2 separate regions of the Homo sapiens genome follow, and region 2 is linked to region 1. Evidence: chromatin loops called from intact Hi-C (ENCODE). Cell type or tissue: lower leg skin. All regions are shown on one strand. Region 1 has its middle 140 kb from the start of LINC00477. Region 2 has its middle 77 kb from the start of LINC00477.

The links. Peaks named below come from ENCODE experiments on the same cell type or tissue, not always from the same donor. Only the 100,000 strongest peaks of a DNase experiment are listed, where the experiment ranks them.
Region 2: it touches region 1 in a loop (6-fold over the local background); 1 of 110 quality-filtered maps calls a loop at or near these places.

Annotation. Positions count from the first base shown.
Region 1 is chr12:24,445,122-24,450,121 of GRCh38, reverse strand. It overlaps a transcript of SOX5 not described here. Among named protein-coding and RNA genes, the nearest start is that of LINC00477, 140 kb to the left of the region's middle. In lower leg skin, no CTCF peak of the experiment used is centred here; a DNase peak (open chromatin) is centred at 2,241.
Region 2 is chr12:24,504,749-24,509,748 of GRCh38, reverse strand. It overlaps a transcript of SOX5 not described here. Among named protein-coding and RNA genes, the nearest start is that of LINC00477, 77 kb to the left of the region's middle. In lower leg skin, no CTCF peak of the experiment used is centred here; no DNase peak of the experiment used is centred here.

The sequences.
Region 1 (5,000 bases):
AGGAACAAATTTTGGGAAATTCCTATTTATAATAATACCCAGCTTCCTCATTGAGATTAGTGTTGTCATTAAGGAGACAAATATTGTGGTTGCGCATACTCATTTTACAGAGAGTGTGTCAAAAGAAAGGTAGTCTTAGGATTTGGTCTTAAAGATAGGTAGTAATTTTCATGGATGATAATACTTTCATAGATAATGTGTGGGGGCTAGGGAACACTTCAGGAGAGGATTTCAGTCACAGGAGTGGCATAAACATACACAAAGGACTGAGGGGCACAAGAGTCAATTTGGGCAATGTGGGAAAAGACTGGTGGATGAGTGTGATTTGATGGTTACCATGTGTTCACTTACTGTTAATTATATTTTAGAAGATGGTTCTTATTACTTCAAAAGTTAGAAAAGATCTAGAAGATTTTAAGTCAGATAACAGGATGTCATCTTCACATATATTAAATTCACTAATTTCTTGAAAAAATATTTACTACTATTATCTTCCAGGCCCTGTTTTGGGTCTGATGCTACAGCTGTAAATAAGCTGCACAAGGTTCCTGTTCTCAGAAAACTCACAGACAAAAGCAACACAAAGCGACATGAAAATGTCAACGAGCGGTAACTGCTCTGCAGAGAGTTAAAACAGGCTGATGTGATGAAGAGTGCCTTAATGGCCAGTGTAAAATAATAAGGACCTAGATATTTTGAAGATCATGGGGAGAACATATTAGGCAGAGAGAACAGTTAGTTCAGTATCCTCAAGGGAGAAACAAACTTGAGGTTATGGAGGAACAGAGAGAAGACTAATGTGGTTGGAGCATTGGCAAGGAGGAAAATAGTAAGAAGAGTTTGGAGAGTTGATAAGAGCGAGAACACAGAGTAAGGAATTAGAATTTTTTTTGTAAGTGTGCTGGTGAGCTGTTGGAGGTTTGTAAGAAGGGGTAAGGAGGTTGTAGACTGTGTAGTCTTCCCTCTGATTGCTTTGTGAATGATAAATTACAGGAAAGAGAGTAGAGGATCCAGTTAGGAAGTGATTGTAATAGTGTAGGAAGTTCTAGTTTGGACTTGGGGTGGTAGTTGTGATGGAGAGAAGTAGAGAATTAATTAAACCTAGGATGTGCTAATGAAATGGAAGCGGGGTGTAGCGGGGAGGAAATTAGGTACAGGCTGGTGGCATTTCCTGAGATGAGGAAGACTGAGGGAGGTGCAGGTTTGGATGGAATGTCAGGAGGTTTGTTTTGGACACATTAAGATGGAAATGCCTGTTAGACCTTCATGTGGAGAGGTCAAAGCAGCAATTGGATTGGTGAATCTTGAAATCAGGAGTGAGGTCTGGGCTGGAGATAATAATATAGGGGTATATTACTCCACATTATTCCAATAACGTAGTTAAAAAGGTCTACCCACAGTTAAAATGCACCTCAAAAAGATAAGCAAGCAAAAGTATCTGTTAATAGTGAAAACTTAAAAGTGAATAAGGTATAGAAATACCATAGTGCAACAGGAATTAAGGACACAACTAGTTTCCTCTTATTTATTAAGTGGTGGTAAAGCATCAGGAAAGCATTAAATTTTAGTATTTAATACCAAGAAGTCCCCTGTAGTTCAAATACTTGTCTCCTCTACAACACCGTGGGTAATATCTTTCCTGGAGAGGCCTGAATGCTCGGTATTGCCAGGGCTTATTGTTGCCTTCCAAGGTGAGCAATTCCAGGTTTATAATAAGTTCTTCCTTTTTGTGAATGGATATTTTTTTCAGCAGTAGTTTTTCTCTCCATTTTCACCCGATGCTACAATTTGAGATTTAGAAAATCCAATCCTCACTCCTTATAAGAATCTCTCATTTACTGTGAGATGGTTATTGTGCCTTTCAGGATTTTTAGGTTAAATATACCTAGTACTTTTAGTTGCATCTCATATGACATGTCTTTCAGTTGCCTTGCACTTGTTTTGTTTTTGTTTGTTTTTGAGACAGAGTCTCATTCTGTCACCCAGCCCATGCTGGAGTGCAACCTCTGCCCCTCGGGTTCAAGCAATTCTCCTGTCTTAGCCTCCCAAGTAGCTGGGACTACAGGCACATGCCACCAATGCCCAGCTAATTTTTGTGTTTTTAGTAGAGATAGGGTTTCACCATGTTGTTCAGGCTGGTCTCGAACTCATGACCTCAGATGATCTACCCGCCTTGGCCACCCAAAGTGCTGGAAATACAGGAGTGAGCCACCACGCCCGGCCACACTTAAGAACAATTTGTCCGCATCCCTCTCCAAGCATGGCACCTTGGGTTTCCCACAGTGTTGTGGGCGTGCTCCAATGAGACTGAGTAGAGGTGGCTGTGGCTCCCATTTGCCCATACTTCTGTTGATGGGAAGCAATACAAGACCTCTCTGCTTTTTATTTTTTCATAAAATCTTTGATTTTACAATAGTTTTATAGAAAAGTTGCGAAGATAGTATAGACAGTTACTATTTACCCTGTATCCAGCTATCATTGTTGTTAACATATTATGTTGTTATAGTTTGTTTGGCACAACAAATGCACAAACATTGGTACAATGCTACTAAGTCAACTCTACTTTATTTAGATGTCTTTAGTTTTTTTTCCGTAGTGTCATTTTTCTGTTCCAGAGTCCCATCCAAGCTACTGTATTACTTTTAGTTGTCATGTCTCATTAGCTTCCTCTGGATTGTGACAGTTTCTCAGATTTTCCTTGTTTTTCGTGACCTTGACAGTCAGGTATTTTTAGAATGTCCCTCAGTCTGTGCTTGTCTGATGTTTTCCTCATGGATGGATGGGGCTTGTGGGGTTGGGAGAGGAAGGTCACAAAGCTGAAGTGCCGTTTTCATCACATCATACCAAGGGCACACGCTGTCAACATGGCTTATTGCTGATGACACTAACCTTTTTCACCTGGCCAAGGTTTCTCTAGTGTAAAGTTACTCTGTTCTCCCTTTCCATACTGTTTGTTCTCGTTGGAAGAGCAGCCCCTGCTCAAGAGGAGGGGAGTTAAACTCCACCTTCTTGACTGGGGAGTATTTACAAGAATTGTTTGGAATTGTGTAGTGGAGATTAGTCTCTTCTCTCCCAGTTATGATCAATTCAATCACTAATTTCTATCAATATGGACTCATGGATATTTGTTTGATCCTTGGATTATGATACAAGAGTATGCTATTTATTTTGTTGCCCAAATTGTTTCAGCTTTGGCCATTGGGAGCTCCTTCAGGTTGGCTTCTGCGTCCCACTGATATACCTCCATTATTTTGTTTCCCTCTGTGTTTTTTCACTCTGTGCTGCTGCTCACTCATGAATCTCCCATCTTATAGTGTGCTATTGTTTTTTGGGGGGAATTGTTGATATAAAACATATATTATGTTTATCCTTATTACATTTCGGCTTCTTAGACTCTCCCATTACTATCACCTCTTGCCTGCTCTGTGGCAATGACCTCTTACCTGGTTTCTGAAATTCCATTCTAATCACCCCCACTTGCACTATAGAGTCAGTCCTCTGAACAGTAGCCAGAATGATTTTTCTAAACAAATCAGTCATGTCACTCTTCCCCATGTTGGTGCATGAAGCTTCTATGGCCCAGTTCTTGCTCATCTCTCTGATCTCATCTCTTAAGATTTGCATCCCTCCCTCAGTGTATTTTAGCCATATGCTGATTTTTTCTGTTCCTTACAAATACTAAACTTGTCCACATGGGGCCTTTCAAACATTGGGCCTCTCTGCTGGGAATATTCTTCCTTCTTACCTTCAAATGGCTGAATTTTCCTTGGTGTTTCTGATCTTAGCTCAAATAACAGCTTGTCAGGAGGCATTTTTTTGCCACCCAATCTAGGGTAGTCTCAGTCTCTCCCTGTCATATTACCATGTTTTGTTTTCTTTATAGCAATCATCATCATGGGATGATTATTTTTCTTAATAATTTATTAGTCATTTGTTATCTGCCTGCTCTCACCATTAGAATATATGTAGGTAGGGTCTTATCTCTCTTGTTCATAGCTGTGTCTTCAGTGCCTAAAGCAGTTACTAGCACATAGGAGATTGCAATAAATATTTGTTAAATGCTGGTTGCAAAAGGCCTCATGATTTCTTCTGAGTAGCACTTATCTCTGAGGTTTCCATAATGTGTTGGCCCTTGTGTCGTTATACCTTGGTTATTTCATGCTATTGTCTTTTACAGGATTGTATAGTACAATTATCCTTCAGATTATATGTTCTGTCTGTCATAGTAAATTTCCTCCATAGAGAGAGAATAAAGCTAACCCTGTTCCCATCAATACTTGCTTCTATCCTGTAAATATGTCCAATGTCCAAGCCCTCCCTGTATGTCTCATTCCATTGCACATCACCAGGTCAGACACTGTGGAATCCTAAACTGTGAGAGTTGAAGGCAGAGCTTGCAGGCACCAAAATTTTTCTTACAAACTAATATCAATTAAGATAGCAGCTCTCTATGAATATGACTGTTACACATTTCATGATCTTGCCTATTTATGCCATTATCCAGTCCATAGCTCTGTCTTGATCACAACAAAATCAGTGCTATGTCAGTATCCTAACCAAGCTAAGATATAATAAAATTATGTATTCCTTGCGTTACCTGTTTAACCTATTCTGGACTCCTTATTATCTCTATTTCCTGGTCTTAGTATTCAAAAGTCATCTGTCTAATAATCCACTTTAGACTCTATCTTTGAATCTATATGAAACTCATAGTCTGTCACAATGAAATTTATCCTTTCCCTTTTACCTCCTTTTTTTGCTCTCTTTCAACTGATACACAGTCACATAATTTTAATAAAATTAGAGAGGTTCTCAAACAAGCATAATGTTTTAACGTGTTAAGGAGTGTGCATTCATTAGACATGTCTGATACCATGCAAATTTGACCATCATGTAGCTTACATGAGCTATATAGCACTTTATAGTCACTATAAAATCACTAACTGACAATTCTCGTTTAACTTGAAATGACTTATTGTTTTAACTAACTTACTTGTAAG
Region 2 (5,000 bases), 60 kb before region 1:
CCATATAGAAGAGCAACACAAATACAAGTGAAGGCCTTTTTATAGCTTGCTAATGAGAGGCCGGGGCATTCTGCATAAACACATCCATCTAATTTCCCATGGCTTAGGAGGTTCAGTTCTCTATGCTTTCATGACTATTTATTGGGTCAATGGCATTTTGGCTATTGCTATTAATTGCTTTTTATTCCCCCCCAAAATTTTAGAAACTCCTTTATTAGTATATCTTATTTATTTGTGAAATACTGGCACAAATAAATTCAGAGGCTGACATATCTCTTCATCTGTCACTTTGGTTTTTTTGCCTTTAATGCCATGGTCATTTTTATGTTCATAGAAGCTTCATCACTTTCACCCCTAAAGCAACTGGGAGACTACTATGGAGGAAAAAAAGGTAGGAGAGAAAAAGATGAAGCAAAGAGAGTGAGTATAGCAGAAGTCCAGCATAAAATGTAATGGGTCTCAAAGTGGGCACTTGGCTCTTACTATCTTCGGAACACTTTAAACCAAAGGATTTGCTTTTGTAGAATTTTAGAATTGAATGTAACCTTACAGATAATATAGTTCATAGGCTTCATTTTAAAAATAAGGAAAGAATAGAAAGGTTAAATGACATGCTCATGGTCACACAAATAGTGGCATTGTCTACTGACTGGCCATCACGCTGCTACTTATCTTTATTTTTAGGATGAGCAAAGTAGGTCATTTGCCTCTGAGATTTGGTGTAAAGGCTAAGATCATCAGGTGCCTCAATTTTGGCCAATGAATGGGCAATTTCCGAACTTTCTTTTCCTCATTCCCTGTATTTGACACTGTTGACACCTCATTCTTTCTTGAAATTCTCTGTTCTTTCTGTTTCTGTGGCTGCATGGTCCCTGTTCTCCTTTTAGTCTGAGCTTTATTATTTATTTCCTTCAGGGGACCTCTTTATGTTTTCACTCCTTAACACTGAGCCTCCAGAGGTCTGCCCTTAGCCCACTGTTCTTTGCCCTCTTCACCTTCTCTTTGGACAATCTCAACATTTATTTAGTGATTATTATAGCCCCACACCATGCTAGGTGCCAGATAATGATAGACACAGCCCTGGACCACAGCGTGAATGATTCCATCCATTCTTGGGGTTTCAGCTGCTGCATATATTCTGAGGATTCTTCAGTCTATAGCTCTGTTGTGACTGATGCCCTGGGCTGCAGATGCACATCCCACTTGGATGTCTCACGGAAATCTCAAACCTGACATGCTTAACATGGACTTTATCCATTTTCTTTACCCCCAACCCCTTTTATGTCCAAGTTTGCCTTTCCTCTTGAGTTCTGTATCTCAGTGTCAAAGTCAACCAGTCCATCAGAAAGTTCAAAGCCAGCTTTGATTCTTATTCTTTCTTTCCCTTCCAGTGACTAATTCCTGGCCCCCTACCTTATTCCTGTTCTCTTTTACTCCTTTATTGTTCTTTGTCTGCAGTTTTTTCAGTAGGCTTCTCACTGAGCTTCTTTTCTCCAGGTTTGCTCCCCTTTCCACTGTCTTCCTGAAACCCACTCTGCACAGGGCTGCTAGAGTGATGGTCTAGACGCATGTGTAAATCTAACCCCATCAGTCTCTGCTTAAAACCCTTGCTTAGTTTCCCATATCCTACAGGGTAAAGTCCAAGCTCCTTAGCATGGAACTTGAGGCTGCTGCAACCTGGCCCTCCCTTGTGCAACCTTGCCTTCCACCCACCCTCAGGCTGCACTCCGATGACATCATACTTTGCCTTGGGTCAGTGTTTTCACTGATGCCATTTTCTCTGCCTGGTACATAGCATCTCAACTCATGGCTGGCTCTCCTGTATAACTTGGTAAAACTAAAAAAAAAATTATGGAAATTTTCAAATATTTACAGAAGGAGATGGAAAGGTATAAACAATTATTATATTCAATGTTAGATTTTGACATACTGTTTCATTTATCATCCTCTCCTTTAATTTTTTCTTTTGCTGTAGTATTTTAAAGCAAATTCAAGATACCATACAATTTCACCCCTCTTTCCATAGGTGTCTTCAAAAATATGGACATTTTCGTACATAACAATGTTATTTAAAGCCTAATGAAATTGACAGTAATTCCCTGAGATTATCTAATTCCCTGCACATAATGAAAATTTCTAAGTTGTTGCAAAAAAGTCTTTTTTACAGTTAGATTTTTAAAATAATGTTCCAAATAAGTACCACATATTAAACTTTGTTAAATCTATAATTCTTCTTTGAGGACAGTTCTCCTCTTTTATTAATGTCATTTACTTGTTGCAGAAAGTAGGTCAGTTGTCATATAGAGTGTTCCATAATCTGTATTTGTCTCCTTGTGGTGTCATTTAACTTGTTTCTCTATCTAGTATCTCTATCCTAGAACTATAAATTAGCTTTCGAGGTTTGATTAAATTCAGGTTCCATAGTCTATCCATCCATCTACCTACCTAATTATCTACTTATATACCTAATTTTTAGGATGTTAACATTGATCAGTGGGTTCAAGTGGTGACAGCCTCATTTGTCCCTCATCAGAGTCACCATCAATTGTTGAGGAACCAATGGTTTAATCCATTGATGATTATTGCCTAAATCAATTATTTCATTAAGGGTTGTAAAGAAGAATTTTATTTCATTCATTAAGACCATTTGGATACCATGGGCCGGGCGCGGTGGCTGATGCCTGTAATCCCAGCACTTTGGGAGGCCGAGGCGGGCGGATCACGAGGTCAGGAAATCGAGACCATCCTGGCTAACAAGGTGAAACCCCGTCTCTACTAAAAATACAAAAAATTAGCCGGGTGCAGTGGCGGGCGCCTGTAGTCCCAGCTACTTGGGAGGCTGAGGCAGGAGAATGGTGTGAACCCGGGAGGCGGAGCTTACAGTGAGCCGAGATCGCGCCACTGCACTCCAGCCTGGGCGACAGAGCGAGACTCCCGTCTCCAAAAAAAAAAAAAAAAAAAAAAGACCATTTGGATACCATGAAATACAGGTTGCATTGGAAAGGGAGGGGGAAAATGCTAGTTCTTTCTTTTTGATTATCTGTCTAAATTTTAATAGATTCTTCAAGGCTCTGATCAGCAGATTTTATCAGTAGGATGCCATTGTTAATCCTGCAGAGCCAAACTATAGCCACTCTCCCCTTGCATGAAATTCTATATTCACCCCTACCATCAGTCTCACGTTGTATTGAAAATATTAATTTTTAACTGTAAATTCATTTCACTGTGCATGATTGGACCTAAAGCAATGCTACTGAAGGCAATTCAGTAAAACACAAACTACCCCAAACAAGACTTTTCTTGTAATCATTATTGCATCTCTCTCTCTCTTTTTTTTTTTTTGTAAATTTATGTGCCTCTTGGAACATTTGTGTTCATTTTCGAATGTTTCAAAATTTATTTTTTTCTTTTTAATCTCTAGTTAATTGTCAGCCAGATTTGCTTGCTTCATGTATTTGTAATAGTTAAAAGTGGAAAATGTTTTAAAAGGGGACATTGCTAAATTATGGTATTCCAAGCAGTGGGATAATATGGAGACATTAAAAATAATATTTTTTAAAAATGTAACTATTGTCATGTAAAGATTTTGATGTTTTGTTGTGAAGTGATAAAAAAGATTACAAAAAGATGCTACTATCCTATTAATATTTTTTGGTCACACATAGGGGGTGTGGTCATGTTATTATTGCTGTTATTAATAGTATATCATGAGGAAAAGTTTTAAAGTCCATTTACAAGGCAAATATTGTCTGGAGTTACATTAGACTAAAAAATCTTAAATCCTATAAATATTCATAATGCGAGGTGTTCACAGTAGGGAAACTCTCAGAAGCCGTGGTTGGGGTTGCACTAGACTCATCTCCTGCAGTGATGCGCACACACACACACACACACGCACACACACACACACACACACACATACCAAGCCTTGGCCTTCCAGGCGTGGGAGTGGTAAACTCCTAAGCAAGGAAGCATGACATATGCTGTTAGGAGAGTGATTTACATACAAATTGATGGACTCATAGTGCGTATGGGTTTCAGAAGTTATGTAATAATTGCCCATAAAATTAAAAAAATTGCTTTTTGATCCACTTGGCTGGTTGATTGCCTCAGATGTAGGTGAAGTTAGCTGTGCAACAGTGGTGAGTTACTGTGAATAGTTTCTTGTTATCAGAGCACCTGTGTTTTCTCTGGGTGTGTTTACAAAGTTCAGATGATTATGTTTATCTATCTTATGGCTAAATATGGACATATTCAAAAGAAGTTCCGTATGAAAAGCATAACACATACTGGCTCTTATTTTTTTTCAATTGTTACATAATTCAGTAACATCTCAAGAAACCACCACCTTATTCTTGTTTTTAATTTCCATCACATCTCTTCTCTTACATTGATCGTTTTCTCCAACAAGCTCCCATGTCACTTTCCCTTTTGTTTCTGTGAGTTCTTCTTTGTTCCAGATACAACTCAAGGTTTTCCACATTATAAGCTTTCAGTCAAGTTCTGTTGAGCCCAATACTGATTTTACACAGATGTTGATCTAATTTAGCAGATTGAGCCATTATTTCTGAATCTTAAAAGAAAAAAATGAAACAAGAAAATTAGGCACAATAGGGCTGCCTGGCCTTTTCCAGATGTAGGCATAGGTTTATAACATGGTCAGATCTTAAACCTGTTTTTACTGATGCTACAAGTCAACCCAAAAATCTCCCAGAAAGAATCTGGTGTTTTAGTCTCTTTTTATCTGTTGTTGCTTCCTCTTCATGCAAAATTGCAAACCCCAGGATTGAGTAGTGATACTTTACATAGATATGGTATTTTTTTTCCTCACCTGCATCTCATCTTCAATGCGGCATGAAAAAACAAAAAAAGTGAGAGTAGCCAGGGTGGTTGGGAATATTGTAAGTGCACCTTGCTTAGATTAGCTTTAGGATCAGTGTGCTAGGTCCTTAATCCACTCATCAAGACAGATGTGAACTCAAAGGAAATAATGTTTTGTT